Regions from separate parts of the Homo sapiens genome. Here region 1 is linked to region 2. Evidence: chromatin loops called from intact Hi-C (ENCODE). Cell type or tissue: A673. All regions are shown on one strand.

Region 1 (8,000 bases), 370 kb before region 2:
TTATTGCCTTTACTTCTACAACTTCCCCTTTGTTAACTCTAAGCTCTTTAAGGATAAGGAGCTTGGTTACTTCATATTCTCACACAGCTTACTGCCAGGCATGTAGTAGATCTCTACAAATGTTTGTGGAAAGAATCAATGACCAGCATCAGGGAGAATCTTGCTTTTATTAGTATTTGAGTTATTATTTTTGAGACAAACACATTATAGCCCCTATTTTGTTGGGCATAAATTGATTCAACAATAATGAACAGAGAGAAGTTTAATACACAGAAAGTGCAATGGAGTTGCAGTGTGAGAGGTTTACATTTTTGTTTGAACTTCAAGAAGGAGATATTTAAGGATTAAAACCTGGAATTGGAAAATGAAAAGGAAAAATGCTATTAAAAATTAGCAAAATTTTATAAAGAATTTTATAAAGAAACAAAATTAACATCTCAATGTAAAATATATCACCATTGAAATTTAAAACTCGGTAAACAGTGGGCATCTTAATTAGACACTGTTGAAGATCGAAACAAGGAGCTGAACAACATGTAGAAGAAACTAACCGTAATGCACAGCATAGATAGAGATGGAAAACATGGAGGAGAGGTTAAGACACATGAAGTACAAAATAAGGTCCAGGATATGGTTTACAGAACCTTTAATATAAAAGAACTGAGAAACAGGAGTACAGCAATATTTCAAGATATAATGACTAAGAGTTTTCCAAATTAAATGGAATAAATGAATCCTCAGCTTCAAAAACAAAACAAATACCAAGAGAAATAAATGTTCAAACATCTCCCATTTCAGACGAATTTTAGAACTGTAAAATCCCTCCCCTCAAAAATTAAACTCCAAATTACCTATAAAAATGGCTACTAAAAACGATAAGCTAGAAAATACCAGAATAACATCTTCCAAGTTCTAAAAGGAACTGCTATAAATCCAGAGATTTGTATTCAGTTAAACTCTCATTGAAGAACAACAGAGAAATAAATAGTTTTCAGACAAACTGCAAAAAATGTCATGAGGACATGTCATGAAATGAACTTCTGAAGGATGTATTCCAGAAAGAACAAAATCACACCGAGAAAAATTACACAAATTTCAAAACTGAAAGTAAGCAAGATTCTGGGAAACAGGAAGGTCAATCTCGACAAACACAATTTTCATCAAAAGAGAAGAATGTCCAAGAAAAGGTGACTAAAAAAGTAAGTGCAATGGGAAAAAGATCTGAACAGACACCTCCCCAAAGAAGATAGACTGATGGCAAACAGGCATAAACCCATGAAAAGATGCTCAACATCATGTGTTATTAGGGAATTGTAAATTAACACAACAATGAGATACCACAACACACATACTACAATAACTAAAATCCAAAATACTGACAACACCAAATGCTGGTGAAGGTGTGGAACAACAGGAACTCTCATTCATTGCTGGTGGGAATGCAAAATGGTTCGGTTCCCTTTTATTTGACATGGATACCACCATGAACACCTGAATGCTACCTGTGGTAGCACTGAAGCCTTCGTGCCGTATGTTTTTTCCTGTACAGCAACGGGCAGGTAGCATATACAGTATAGATCCACCACACAAAGGGATGATCACATTGCAAACAGAATGGAGTAGGGTGACATGAGGAACAAGATGTTTAAGGGATAGATAAAGAGATAGATAAGTAGATACAAATATAGACTGTGAAATGATTGTCAAGCTAATTAACACTTCATCTACTTTTTTTTTTGTAGTAAGAACATTTAAAATCTATTCTTTTAGATTTCTCAAAGAACTTAAAACAGAGCTACCATTCAATCCAGGATTCCCACTACTGGGTATATATCCAAAAGAAAATAAATTGTTCTACCCAAAAGACACAGGCTCTCATATGTTCATCACAGACATGTTCATTGCAGCACTATTCACAATAGCAAAATCATGGAATCAACCTAGGTGTCCATCGAGGGTGGATTTAATAAAGAAAATGTGGTACAAATACACCATGGAATACTACACAGCCACAAAAAAGAATGAAATCATGTTTTTTGCAGCAACATAGATGCAGCTGGAGGGCACTATCCTAAGCTGATTAAGGTAGGAACAGAAAAGCAAGTACCACACGTTCTTACTTAGAGGTGGAAGCTAAACATTTGGTACTGGCAGATGTAAAGTGTTCAGCAATGGACACTGGAGGCTGCTGCTGGTGGAGGAGGCAAAAGAGGGGAAGAGTTGAATAATTAACTGTTGGGTACTATGCTCACTACCTGGGTGACAGGATCAATAATACCCCAAACCTTAATATCACACAATATGCCCATATAACAAACCTGCACATGTACCCCTGAATCTAAAATAAAAGTTGAAATTATTAAAACATCTTCTCTTTAAGCAATTTTGAAATATGCAAACATTATTATTAACTATAGTCACCAGGATGTGCAATACATCACTGAAACTTAACCTTCCTGTTCAACTTAAACTTTATATCATTTGGCTGACATCTCTTTTTTCCCCATCCACAACCTCCCCTACTCCAGCCCCTGGTAATCACCATTCTACTCTGATTCTATGAGTTCAACGGTTTTAGATTCCACATATAAATGAGACCATGTGGTATCTGTCTGTCTTTGGCTGGCTTATTTCACTTACCATAATGGTTTCCAGTTTCATTCATGTTGTTGCAAATGACAAAATTACCTTCTTTTTAAAGTCTGAATACCATTGCATTGTGTGTACCACATTTTCTTTACCCATTCATCCAATAATGGACACTTTTTTTCCTATCTTGGCTATTGTGCTATGAACATGGCAGTACAAATATTTCTTTGACATACTAATTTCAATTTCTTTGGATATATACCCAGCAGTGAGATTGCTGGATCATATGGTGGTTCTATTTTTAATTTTTTGAGGAACTGCCACACTGTTTTCCATAATGACTGTACTAATTTAAATTCCCACTGACAGTGTACTTTGGTTCTTTTCTCCATATACTTGGCAACACTTGCTATGTTTTGTCTTTTTGACAATAGCCAATCTAACAAGTATGAGGTGTGAGTTAATATCTCACAGTGGGTTTTATCTGCAGCTGCCTGATGATTCACGATGGGCATTTTTTCATATATCTGTTGGCTATTTGTGTGTCTTCTTTTGAGAAATGTCTGTTCATGTCCTTTGCCCCTTTTTTGATCAAGTTGTGTTTTTGCTATTGAGTTGTTTGAGCTCCTGAAATTCTTTTATGAGCTTAAAATTTGTATGGTTGGGCATGGGGGCTGTGGAGCTAGGATTGCTTTGCAATCATCTGTCCAATGTTCTCATGCTTTTCCTAGATGTGTTCCTCATTGAGTAACCAGCCACGCACACACCATTTCCCTCCCAGATGATGACCAAATTCAGGAATGGCCGTAGCCCCAGCTTCCGCATTTTAGTTCCCAATGGTTTCACTTCCTCAGCTTCTGCCCATGGATGCCCTGCCTCCTAATATTTACACACGTCATAGGGCACAGAAGTATGGACAGAAGTCTAGCTCTAATTCCAAGATAGAACTGGATTTCCCATACATTCTCAGTTTATACATGTATGCTGGACTCTAATAATGAGGTTATGCTTAACGAAATACAACCAAATTACAGGCAAATACTGTTGAATGAAAGAGTCTTTTAAAATCATTATTTATAGCATGTCTTACCTCTGGAAGTTAGCTGGTCTTTTTTCTGTTTTTTCAAGCAGATACAAAGATGTTGCCACCAGAGAGCACCATGGTACTGCCTTAATCTTTATATGTCACTTTTTCATTAATCCCTCATTTCAGGGGTGACAAATAATAGCGACGATAATTTAAGCCAAATTTGGAAAATTCTTTCATTCTATTTCTGAATTTAAAAATCAATTATGAAAACATTTTAAAATTGTGTTTTTAAACATCCTAACATAAAAATTTTTAAACAGTTTTGCTAAAAATTGATTCTGGTGATTCAATGTTAATTATGTTTTACATAGGTAAGTTCATATGCCATCTATTTGCTGATTCTCATGAGATGTTTGTGCTAATAATTTGTGGGTTTTGTTACTTTAAGTTAGGTTTAGTGTAAAAGTCTAGGTTCATCCTATTTATGAATCTTGAGAATTGCTGATGTGTCTTTGAATATTGTTTCAGAATTATGCCATTCTTTTACTGAATACACATTTATGCCTATCTTTCCCCTTTCCTCATCTGCGACTCAGTAAATAATATCTAAGGGTACCTTCAGATCTAATTGTCTATTATTTTACACCAACATCTTCAGAATGCACTAGCCAGAAAATACTGCTTCAGTGATACAAAACATGAACAATGTCTGTGTGAGTGAAATTGGACTGTGCAATTATGTTCTCTTTTATAACCCTGATGATGTTTCTAAAATAAAGCTTGTATGCTCAGACTCCCCAAAGGAGTAAACATACTAGAGTTTCTTCATCCTTTGAATGATCATAATTAGATAAAATAGGCACCAGTGTTTCCATTGTGTGATATATGCTTCATACTCCATTTTCTGAAGTGCCTGACAATACAAAATTGTGTCTGTATGATCAAACTTTGTGTTTGGTCAAGTATGGTATTACCAGTGTGCTTATCAAGCTTAATCAGAAGGCATTACCTGAATAACGTTTTATGATATGTAAAAAATACAGTCTCATATGATAAATATAAGCTACCCCTCAAGACATACAAAATAATTCACTGCTAGTTTTGAAAGCTATGACTTCAAATTAAAATGTGTAGAAAATACTCCTTATTACAGCTCTTCCTGTACTGGCTCTAAAGAAATAATCCAATAATCTATTGATTATTTTCCTCATAGACATTCCTTTAACAATGTAAAGCTTCTGTATTTGGGTTTTGTTTCTGGTAGGGGGAGCAAAATTGTGAAAGGGACACAAGAAAATGTCAATAGTTTATATGAAAGAAATGCAAATTTTATGATTTAAAATAACAGAAGACATGCTATCACGGGGAAGGGGGCATCTGTCACTATAGCTCTAAAATTATATGTCTCTGATGTTCAGTTAAATGGAATATTTGTGCTTCAGGAAACTTTAATTTGGGTTAAACCTGTGGCCATATTATCAATATATATGAGCCTTCCTTATTGGCTTCTGGTGGTGATTAAATGAGAAAGGTAAGGGATAAAGTTCTCTCCAGATTCATTTAAACGACTGTCTCAAAAACTGCTCTCCAGAGCACTACTCCAGGAAGAGATCAGGGCGTTTTCCACAGAAAAAAAACTGATTTGGTGATCAGAAAAGTATAGAAAAGCCCACTTAACATATCTCCTTCCTAAAGATTCACAATGAACATTATTATTTAAGAGCTTTTTGAAGTGCAAATCCATGAGCTTTTTAACCCTGAGCAATTGCTACCAAGCTAACTCTGAAATTTACTGCTTTTAGTCAAAATACACTCTTCAGCTAATGCTTTCTTCCAGCTGGCTGTCTTCTTGCCTGCCCTGTGTCGTAAAATGGGGGTCCCTTACTGCATTATCAAGGGGAAGGCAAGACTGGAATATCTAGTCCACAGGAAGACCTACACCACTGTCACCTTCACACAAGTGAAGTCAGAAGACAAAGGCGCTTTGGCTAAGCTGGTGGAAGCCATCAGGACCAATTACAACGACAGATACTGTGAGATCCGCCGTCACTGAGGCAGCAATGTCCTGGGTCCCAAGTCTGTGGCTCGTATCGCCAAGCTCAAAAAGGCAAAGGCTAAAGAACTTGCCAGTAAACTGGGTTAAATGTACACTGTCGAGTTTTCTGTACATAAAAATAATTAAAATACAAATTTTCCTTCAAAACAAAGCAACAAAAACAAAAAAAAGAGCTTTGAGAAATTCTGGAATAAAGAGACATGATGGAAATTTTTTAATACACTGTTGCCAATCTGTAAGACCATAAAGGCTGGGCACGGTGGCTCAGGACTGTAATCCCAGCACTTTGAGAAGCCGAGGCAGGCAGATCATGAGGTCAGAAGATCAAGACCTTCCTGGCCAACATGGTGAAATCCCGTCTTGACTAAAAATACAAAAATTAGCTGGGCATGGTGGCACGCACCTGTAGTCCCAGCTACTCAGGAGGCTGAGGCAGGAGAATCACTTGAACCCAGGAGGCGAAGGTTGCAGTGAGCCGAGATTGCACCACTGCACTCCAGCCTGGCGACAGAGGGAGACTCCGTGTCAGACACTGGAAGACTCCGTCTCAAAAGAAAAAAAGACGGACGGGCGCTGTGGCTCACGTCTGTAATCCCAGCACTTTGGGAGGCTGAGGCAGGCAAGATCACCTGAGGTCAGGAGTTCACGACCAGCCTAGCCAACGTGGTGAAACCCCATCTCTACTAAAAATACAAAAAATTAGCCGGGTTTGGTGGCACACACCTGTAATCCCACCTATTCGGGAGGCTGAGGCAGGAGAATCGCTTGAACCAGGGAAGCGGAGGTTGCAGTGACCCGAGATCACGCCACTGCACTCCAGCCTGGGCAACAAGAGCAAAACTCCATATCAAAAAAAAAAAAAAAAAAAAAAAAAAAAAAAAAAACAACTGAGAAATGGAAATCCAGGTTTGCCACTTACCAGCTGAGTGATCTTGGATAAGATATCTCAATTCTCTGGCTCTTCTTGACATTAAATTATGTAACACATAATGCTAAAGGTACATAGGAAACATGGAATAGATATTAGGGGGGTTTTTAACCTTCTGTCTTAACATGCTTTTAAATCCTATAGTTTTATAGAGCATGTGTTCTAGTAAATTAGTTGCTAATTTATGTTTCTATTCAAGAAAATCATTTGCTTTCATGCACCCAGTTCTATGGTGGGCACCTTGTGTTCTTGACTACCTGTCATCCATCCCTCTCTCTTTCCAAAAGTACCCTGATTTATTATTCAGGCATTAACTTTTCTACAGTATAGCCTCTGCATGTCCAGGGAAATGTGCCCACCCCAAGCTTGGAGGTTGGCTGTAGGGGTTGATTTAGGAAAAGGTAATGATGCAAATGAGATCGATGTGACTCAGGAGAGTGCTCCTGTGTGCCCTTCCTAGCCAGGGTGTAGACGGGGTGCTGTCCTGTGTGGGGCATTCTCCGTCTGCCTATCCACATCCGTTCTCCACCCTGCCCCTCTAGGCTTTATGTGTTGAAAACTATCTTCTGTGGATTTCGTCATGTACACTCCCCAGATCTCTTGTTTGGGGATGATTTTGGCTAATGGAAGACACTGCAACAGAATATATAGCAAAAGAAAATAATGGCTGTCTTTCATCTTTCTCTCCCCTCGACTGTCTCACAGCATGTTATTGTGTAGACCTACATAGCCTCTCCTATTAACTTCAAGACTTTCAGAGGCTATGACGGGAAAAGAATTGACATGGCAAATTCAAAATTTCTTTTTGTATTCTGAAAGCAAAGTAAAGTCTTAGAGCTGACTCCTATCAATTACTTTTATTTCATCACATGAATAAATGAATAAGAATATAAAAAAATTAATGGAGAATAAACAAATATATAAATAAATGAGAATAAGATAATTGAAGATGCTGTGATCATGTGGCATTCCATTTGTTGTGGAGGGACACACACAGATGAGGAGTGGACAGTTTTAACTGGATGGGGACAGAGATGTCCAGGAAAGTGGTTTCATAAAGGAGATTTCAATTAAGCTCATTTTTCAGAAATAAATATTTTCAAAGAACACAAAGAGGAAAAGGAAATTACTAGCAAGTGATTGTTCAACTGCTTAATAAAAATTACAGTTCTGAAACAAACATATTTTGAGAAACTTTATGTAGTTCATTACGGTTGAAATACTGAGTCTGAAGCATCAGAAACAGGGCAAGAGACCCGTCAGAGGCAGACCAGGGCGCCTCCCAGCCAGGCCTTTTCCACAACATGAGAGAAGTGGGCTTCATCCTTCTGTCAGAGGGTTTGTGTTTATGAATGTTAGGCAAGAGGTAAATATGACCAGTGCTGTACCTTTTTTTT
Region 2 (8,000 bases):
GTGAGCCAACACTGATGATGTGGATTTCCATAACCTGTAAGTTCGGTTTGCATGACTGATGGCAGGGAGTCATTCAAATTTGTGTCCACCTTCTCTCCTCATTTTTAAATACTTCTTTCTACTTCTGGTTGCATTCTCCCTCATTCTTCCATTTGTCAGGAACTAACACCACCATCACCCTGTGGAAAAAAAAAAAAAGGTAGCCGGCGCGGTGGCTCACGCCTGTAATCCCAGCACTTTGGGAGGCCGAGGCGGGTGGATCACGAGGTCAAGAGATCGAGACCATTCTGGCCAACATGGTGAAACCCCGTCTCTACTAAAAATACAAAAATTAGTTGGGCATAGTGGTGCATGCCTGTAGTCCCAGCTACTCAGTAGGCTGAGGCAGGAGAATTGCTTGAACCAGGGAGGCAAAGGTTGCAGTGAGCCGAGATCTTGCCACTGCACTCCAGCCCAGCAACAGAGAGAGACTCCATCTCTCTCTCTCTCTCTCTCTGTCTCTCATACACACACACACACACACACACACACACACACACACACACACACGCAACTTCTTTAGATTATTGCATTGGTTTGCCTCAAACTTGTATTGGATTCTTCGTGTTGCAAATGATCAAACACCAACTATACAGTTTTGAACAACAAAGGCAATTTATTGACTGGCATAACGGAGAAGCACAAGATTGGGGCTGGTTTGGGCATGCCTTGATCCATGGCCTAAGCATGGCCATCAGTTTTTCTCTGTCCTCAGCCCTGTTCTCTGCTGCGTTGGCTGGCTTGTGTGGCTGCTGACAAATCCAGGCTTCAAGCACTATCCGATTCAGGGCAAGCGAAGAAGAAAGTGTGTCTTTCTAGTGGCAGAAATAAAAGTAGTGGAATTTGCTCTAATTAAGCCTAATTGGCTTGGATTGAATCCTTCTAAAATAATCTCTGTGAACAAGAGAATATCTGATTGGCCTGGCCTGTCCTGAGTCACATGAAATCCCACAGAATCTAATTCTTGGTATCAAACAGCTTTATTTCTTTCATGTTAAGGAACTGGGCTGGGTGATATATTTAATGTACTTAGGGCCAAACCCTTCATTTCTTCCTTTAATTGGAATCCTCCTTTCCTATGAAAACAAATGGACTTTGTGATCATTAGCTTAGTGAGGGTAGTATACACACATTAATTGAAATGATTTAAATTAAATGATGTAAGATGTTTGCTGGAGCCAACTGGCACATATGGCAGAGAATCAATGCAAAGAAAGTTTGAGTAGAAGGAGGGATGATAAAGACGTGAGCTTGTCTATGTGTCCATGAAATGTCCCTGCCTATGAGTCTTCAAACACAAGGAGCTAAAGCCACCTGAATTGCTGCTTCTCCTCTTCCTGTTGTTGCCTTCTTCTTCTGGTGTCTTTTCCCCCAGCCTCAACGTTAATTGTCTTGCCACCACCTTTGTGACCTCATGACACAGCATGTCTGTTATGGTGCCTCTGGTATCCAGGCACACATTTTCAGAGGACAAAGATTTCTTGAGGGAACAGGATGGTAAAGACTTCTAAGTAGCTGGCATGAGGATGAGAGGTGAGGAGCGCAGTGACCCTCAGAAGTAACCTGAGAGAGGTAGTGTCAGGAGCAAGACAAGTGCAGCTGCATGGGAGTCTAGCTTCTCTGCCTTCAGCCTATGACCGTGCCCCTGTGTGTGGTCAAGCCTAATGACCTGCATGCATCATAGCAGAGGAAGCTGTTGACCCATGATGTCGATTTGAAAGCTAAACTATAAAGAAAATAGTATAATTTGGCTTGATTGTATAAAAGTGCTATGCTATGGTCTGCCTATGAGAGTTAATTACTAATTGAGCACATAAATGGTAAGATACACCATTAAGTCAAAATGTCTTTATCGTATCAGGCATATCATTAGGTAAACCAAGATACTTTTATCATAAAGGCTACATGTATCATAATCTGTAAGTCATGTATCTTATTTCTTTTTGATAAATTCACTCAGCATTAAGGAATAATTATAATAGCTAACCATTTAACATGTATTTTACTACATGTCAGACACCTTTTGTACATTATCTTATTTAATTATTTAATTAACCTTAAATGGGAGATAGTATTATTCCCAACATTAATAGGAGAACATTGACCATTGAAGAAGATAACTTACTTAACATTACACTGCTGTTAAGAAAGTAAATTTAAAGCTCAGCTGACTTCAAAGCCTGAGATTTTTGTTATCTCTAAGGAAAGATAGAGAACAGAAGATTTTGAAATTAACGCCATGTAATGTTAATCAGAATCAGAGTACAGGATATCAGCCAAGCTGTCAAACCAAGGAGGCTATAAGGCATCTGCATCTGACTTTTTGGGATCTAAGGCAGCAGTCCCCAGCCTTTTTGGCACCAGAGACCAGTTTTGTGAAAGACAGTTTTTCCATAGATGGAGGACATAGGGGATGGTTTCAGGATGTAACTGTTCCAGATAAGATCATCAGGCATTAGAATCCCATAAGATGGATGCCACCTAGATCCCTCTCATGAGTAGTTCACAATAGGGTTCACACTCCTATGAGAATCTCATGCCTCCACTGATCCGACAGGAAGCAGAGCTCAGGCATTAATGCTCACTCACCAGCCACTCATCTCCTGCTGTGCAGCCCGGTTCCTAACAGGCCATGTACCAGTATCGGTTCATGGCCTGGGGGTTGGGAACCTCTGATCTAAGAGGCTGAGCCAAAGTCATCAACACTGAGGATGCTATTCAAAATCAGGGAGGCCAGGGTTGAGACCCATACCGTATAATTGAAAGGAGTCAGGTTTCCTGTAGTGGGAAGATTGCCTTTGGACTTGAATGTCTGATCACAAGTCATCTCCACTACCTCTTACTCCTGGATTAACCTCTCCTTACCCATACTTTTATTCCCTGAGGCATTTGCAATGTTGCAATTGCGATATTGCGTGATTTCATGTCTGTATTCCAGGGAGCCTTTGAGGGAGATGTCCAATAAGCTCTAAGAATATGTGGTTTTCTCTTTTCTCTTTTTCTTCTTTTCAAAGAAGAAAGTTGGTTTGTTTTAAGGTTTAGGTTGGCAATCTCCACGTTTGTTCATGAATTAATAAAAAACATAACACTTAGGAAAGTCACTGACATATCTCAATATGTGTTGACTTTTATACATTTATAAATTATATTCAAATATTACTATAGTATGCATATTTAAAATACATACAAATATTAGAAAATTTAAAATAATTAGTAATAACGATTTGTGCTGTTGGAGAATCAACTACCACTAGGTCTCTTCCAAATACATTAAAGTTTTCCTTTATTTGCTTCCACAGCCCTTAGTTCACGTCTAAATTGTATTGCTAACCATATTATTGAGTATGTAGCTATCTGCCTCCTCAGTGGGAAAGAAAGCTACTTAAGCATAGAAAGTTTATGGTTTAAAGTTAATGGTTTACTGATCATTTCATTAATTTAGCAAATAATTAATGAGCATCTAGAGACTAAGGATATGTAGGTATCAAGACTCAGTCTCTGCCATCAAACTTAGTATCAAGTGATGGATGAACAGGTTATAGACAAGGAACAGTCACAGATTAGCCTATGCTGAAGGCCAGGAGTAGGATGAAGGTGCTTAGGGGGACACCAGTCCTGCAAGAAAGGAGGAAGTGGGAGAAAAGGGTTAAAGAAGGACACATGTTGATACAGAATAGCCCCTACTACGTAGTAGATTCTCAACAAAGATATGTGGTTGTCAAATGCTGATATTAATATTTTTTGTGTTTGAGAAGATTGAGAAAAATCATATCTCTATTTACCGCCCACTTTCTGAACCAATTGAAAAACAGACAAAAGAATGAGGCCAGTGAAGCTCTGTCAGTTATTTTATAAATGGAGCTGTTAGAGAATATATCCTAGATGTGCAGCAGTGGTGGACTCCTAATGTTACATTCTGGGCAAGGATCTACCCACTCACCCACCAGGTAGCGCTGGGAAATCATGGGTCTCCAAAGGGAAGACTGCATCTTAAACTCTCAGCATCAAAGATCCATGCAAAAAGTGTCCTCTCTGCAGACATGAAGCCAGGTCCCTAAAGAAGGAGGAGGAGTCACACATGCAGGCCTGCTTTCTTACTCCAGCTCACAGATGAGGTGCATAAATCCACTTTTCTTGGGAAGAAAAATTGAAGAGAGTCCAGGAATGTTACTATAATGGAAGAAATCATCTCAGAGAAGGAGTGTTTCTTACACAAATGAAGATTTCCAAAGATTTTCAATGGCCAACATACTTTCAAAGTTCCTGGGCACAGATCACTCTATTTCTCTATATCCAGACTTCTGATGTTCTCTGTTCAGTTCTGCTATTTTCCTCCAAATTTACTTTATGTCATCTATTATTATTTTCATAATTGCTACCATCATCCACTTTCTAACCCATCATCAGAAATTTCTGGTCAAGGTAAAGAAATTTAGGAACATTCATGTAATATAACTTTAGTATTCTTACTTGATAATAACTAGTTTGCAATAAGAACAAATACATTTAAATTTTATAACTGCATGCTGTCTTCTCTTTGATCACATCAGATATATAAAATGTCAGATGAATGTAAAAGGAAATAAATTGGGAATAATATTAATTTTACCAAAAGATAGGCACAGATACCTTTAAACAGTAATATATCTTACTCAGTGTAAACTAGAAATGAAAATTAGGACAGAATTACGTCTCTGCAGGAACTCTTAATGATAGATGTCAGTGCAGCAAGGACTTCAAAGTTCAGTAGGAACTATTTCAATCCAGAATTCTATGCTAAATGAAATGAATTATTAACCAATTTGAGAGCAGAATAGATAAATTTTCAGACACCAAAAGTGTCAGACAATCTGCTTCCCAACCCTCCTTTCTGAATAATTATTGAGGTTGCACTCCATCAAAGCAAGGGAGTAAATGAAAGAACATGAGTGAAGGTCCAGAGAACAATTAGCCCAGCTCAAGAGAACACTGACACCTACTCAAGGCCACAGCTGTGGGAGCCTCAACCTGCAGATGGGGACAGGAAGAGGGAGAGCCTGCATCACACCAATACCGCAGAAAAAGGAGATTGTGTACAATGGTCATGATTACTACAAGTTTGGCCGAAGCTTGAGGATGTGATAGAGGTAAACAATACAAGAAACGAAAAGGAAGATAGTTAAAAAACAAGGGAAGTGGAGGTTAGTCACACGAGAAAGTCATGATCCAACCATGACAGAAACTGTTTATAATGGAAAATGAAGGCAAGTACATTTCAAGGAAAAAAAATGGAATCGATTCCATATAGTAGATTAAAAATAAAAGTCAGGAGACAACTAAGATAGAATGTCAGAGACATATTTCACATAATTTCTTCTTGTAACAGAGAAAAACAAAGGAATTCAGAAATTCCAACAATAAAAGCTGTGTGGGAAAAGCCGTAATGTCAATATGAAGCAATTAAAATATTCAGAGGGATAGTTTTAAAAGTAGATTCCATTTGGAACTGGTAATAGAAACACTGAGTGGCACTGGTTATAAAATCAGTATTTGTCTATGAAAGGAAACATAGTTATAAAAATGTGAACACCGTTTGTTGCATTTTTATTTTTTTAATCAAGCTGGTCAAATCACAGGAGATGCCATTATGGTTTTCAAATGGAATGGAATGGAATCAGCTTTGACCATGTAAAAGTGCAGGTAAACTGAAAGGAGGGCTGGAGACGAGAGCGGCGTGCACCATGGTCACAGGTGGAGGATGGAGCAGCCGCAGCAACAGTGCACTCAGTTAAAGAGCACGAGGGTCAGGATATACTCTCTATAATTTTGAAACAAGAAATAAATATGTAAGTAGACTGTGAAATTGCCAAGTTGACCACAGAAGGAGCTGAAAGAGGTGATAGAACTACATAGGAGAAAGGAGGAAAGTGCTGCAGGATGAAAACCTGCGTGAACAAATTGGATAGATCATGTCTGGAGTTAATACACTGAGACATAGCAATAGGAGGCTAATTAAAGGTAAGAGGTAAGTATGAAAAGGATGAGCTAAGTAGTGACCTCAGACACATGGAGGTAGAGGTGTAGTGGGGAAAAGAAGAGATTTTATTCTAAGCAGGAGATTTTATTCTAAGCCTTTCTGATTGATTTCCTTTTTACCATGCATAGATTCTACTTTGATAATTACTCTTAACATATTTCCTGTGATTCTGATATGCACACATCACACTTACATTCTCTGCCCAAATAATCATTGCCCAAGAAATCTATACTTGATGGAGTTGCAATATCTGTTGCTTACAAATTATTCAAGGTCATGAGTTCATGGAAGCCAGTGTATAACATAATACGGAAATTTTAGGTAGTACTCTATTTTCTCCCCTGAAATCTGAGTTTTCTTTTTCTTTTAGCCTTTCTTACACCTAATTTCTCCAGCATCTCAATGATTTCTTATTTATTACATATGAATTTCTCCCCTCTATCTTCTTTTAGAATACTGAGTTCAATTTTTATAAATATTGACTTCCAATTCCCCAAAGGTACCATGAAAAAAATACATTTAGTAGTCTAATGATCAAATATTTAATTGATATAACAATTTACAGGGAATATTAATTATATTAGTTAAAATGTGTTCACTGTGTGATTCCTATTGATAAATAATCAAAGAATATGAGTGAGAATCATCCAAGTAATTACAATCCAGATGAAAACTCTTAGTTTTCAGTTGAACATAAAATCATTTGATTACTCATTTTGTTTATGTGAAAGATCTATGGCCATCTATTTTGAAGATTGTAACTTTAATTAAAGAGGCAAATAATTGACATAGTATTTCTGAAAGCTTTTAAAGTTTGTTACTTACAAAATAATTTAATTTGCATTCACATTTAATTTGTCCCCAAAACCAAACTTTTATTACTGTTATACTGACCTCTTCTGGATACTTCCTATAATGTCAGCCATATACTATGATAGCTCAAGTTTTTTAATGGAATTAATATCATTTTAAAAAAAACTAATAAAGCTGGTGTAACTTGAGTTTAGTTCATTGACGGCTCACTACATGTAGACATTGAACAAAGAGTTTATGGTCTGGTAGAGAGGACAGCATAGACAAGTAATGACAACAAAAATACAAGTAACTACAGTTAAGTTTCAAAGTACATATAGATCTAATATTTGCTTTATATATTTGGGTGCTTTACTGTTGGGTGCATATATATTTATAATTGCTATATTTTCTTGCTGAAAATGTTCCTTTATCATTATATAATGACCATTTTAATCTTTTTTTTATAGTTTTTGACTTAATGTTTATTTTTTCTGATACAACTACCCCTGTTTACTTATGGTTTCCATTTGCAGGGCGTATCTTTTTCCATCTCTTTGCTTGTAGTCTATGTGTGTCCTTATAGGTGCAATAAGTCTCTTGTGGGCAGCATACGGTTGGGTCTTTTTATCCATTCAGCCACACTATACCTTTTAGTTGGGGAATTTAACCTATTTACATGGAAGGTTATTGTCGATAGGTAAGGACTTATTCCTGCTATTTTATTAATTGTTTCCTGGCTGTTTTGTAGATTCTTTGTTTCTTCCTTCCTCCCTTGTTGTTTACCTTTGTGGTTTAGAGGTTTTCTGTGGTGCCACTACTGGGTATATATCCAAAGGAAATGAAATCTGTATGTCAAAGAAACATCTGCATCCCCATGTTTATTTTAGAACTATTCACAATAGCCAAGATATAGAATCAGCCTATGTGTTTTAACAGTAGATGAATGAATAAAGAAACTGTGGTATATATGCATGGTGTAATACTGTTCGGCCTTTTAAAAGAAGGAAATCCTGTCATTTTGAGAACATGGATGAACCTGAAGGACATCATGTTAAGTAAAATAAGCCAAGCATGAAAAGACAAATACTGCATGTTCTCACTCATATGCAAAACCTTAGAAGTTGATCTCCTAGAAGTTGAGAGTAGAGCA

Evidence for each region. Peaks named below come from ENCODE experiments on the same cell type or tissue, not always from the same donor. Only the 100,000 strongest peaks of a DNase experiment are listed, where the experiment ranks them.
Region 1: it touches region 2 in a loop (7-fold over the local background); 16 of 110 quality-filtered maps call a loop at or near these places.

What each region holds. Positions count from the first base shown.
Region 1 is chr13:22,797,840-22,805,839 of GRCh38, forward strand. It overlaps the pseudogene LOC124903254 and the pseudogene RPL7AP73. Among named protein-coding and RNA genes, the nearest start is that of LINC00621, 110 kb to the right of the region's middle. In A673, a CTCF peak has its summit at 3,741 (motif pointing right); no DNase peak of the experiment used is centred here.
Region 2 is chr13:23,169,199-23,177,198 of GRCh38, forward strand. LINC00362 (long intergenic non-protein coding RNA 362) reads right to left here and starts at 1,674. Exons shown (of 2, transcript XR_007063718.1): 1 at 1,354-1,674; 2 at 631-854. It also overlaps a transcript of SGCG not described here. In A673, a CTCF peak has its summit at 6,968 (motif pointing left); no DNase peak of the experiment used is centred here.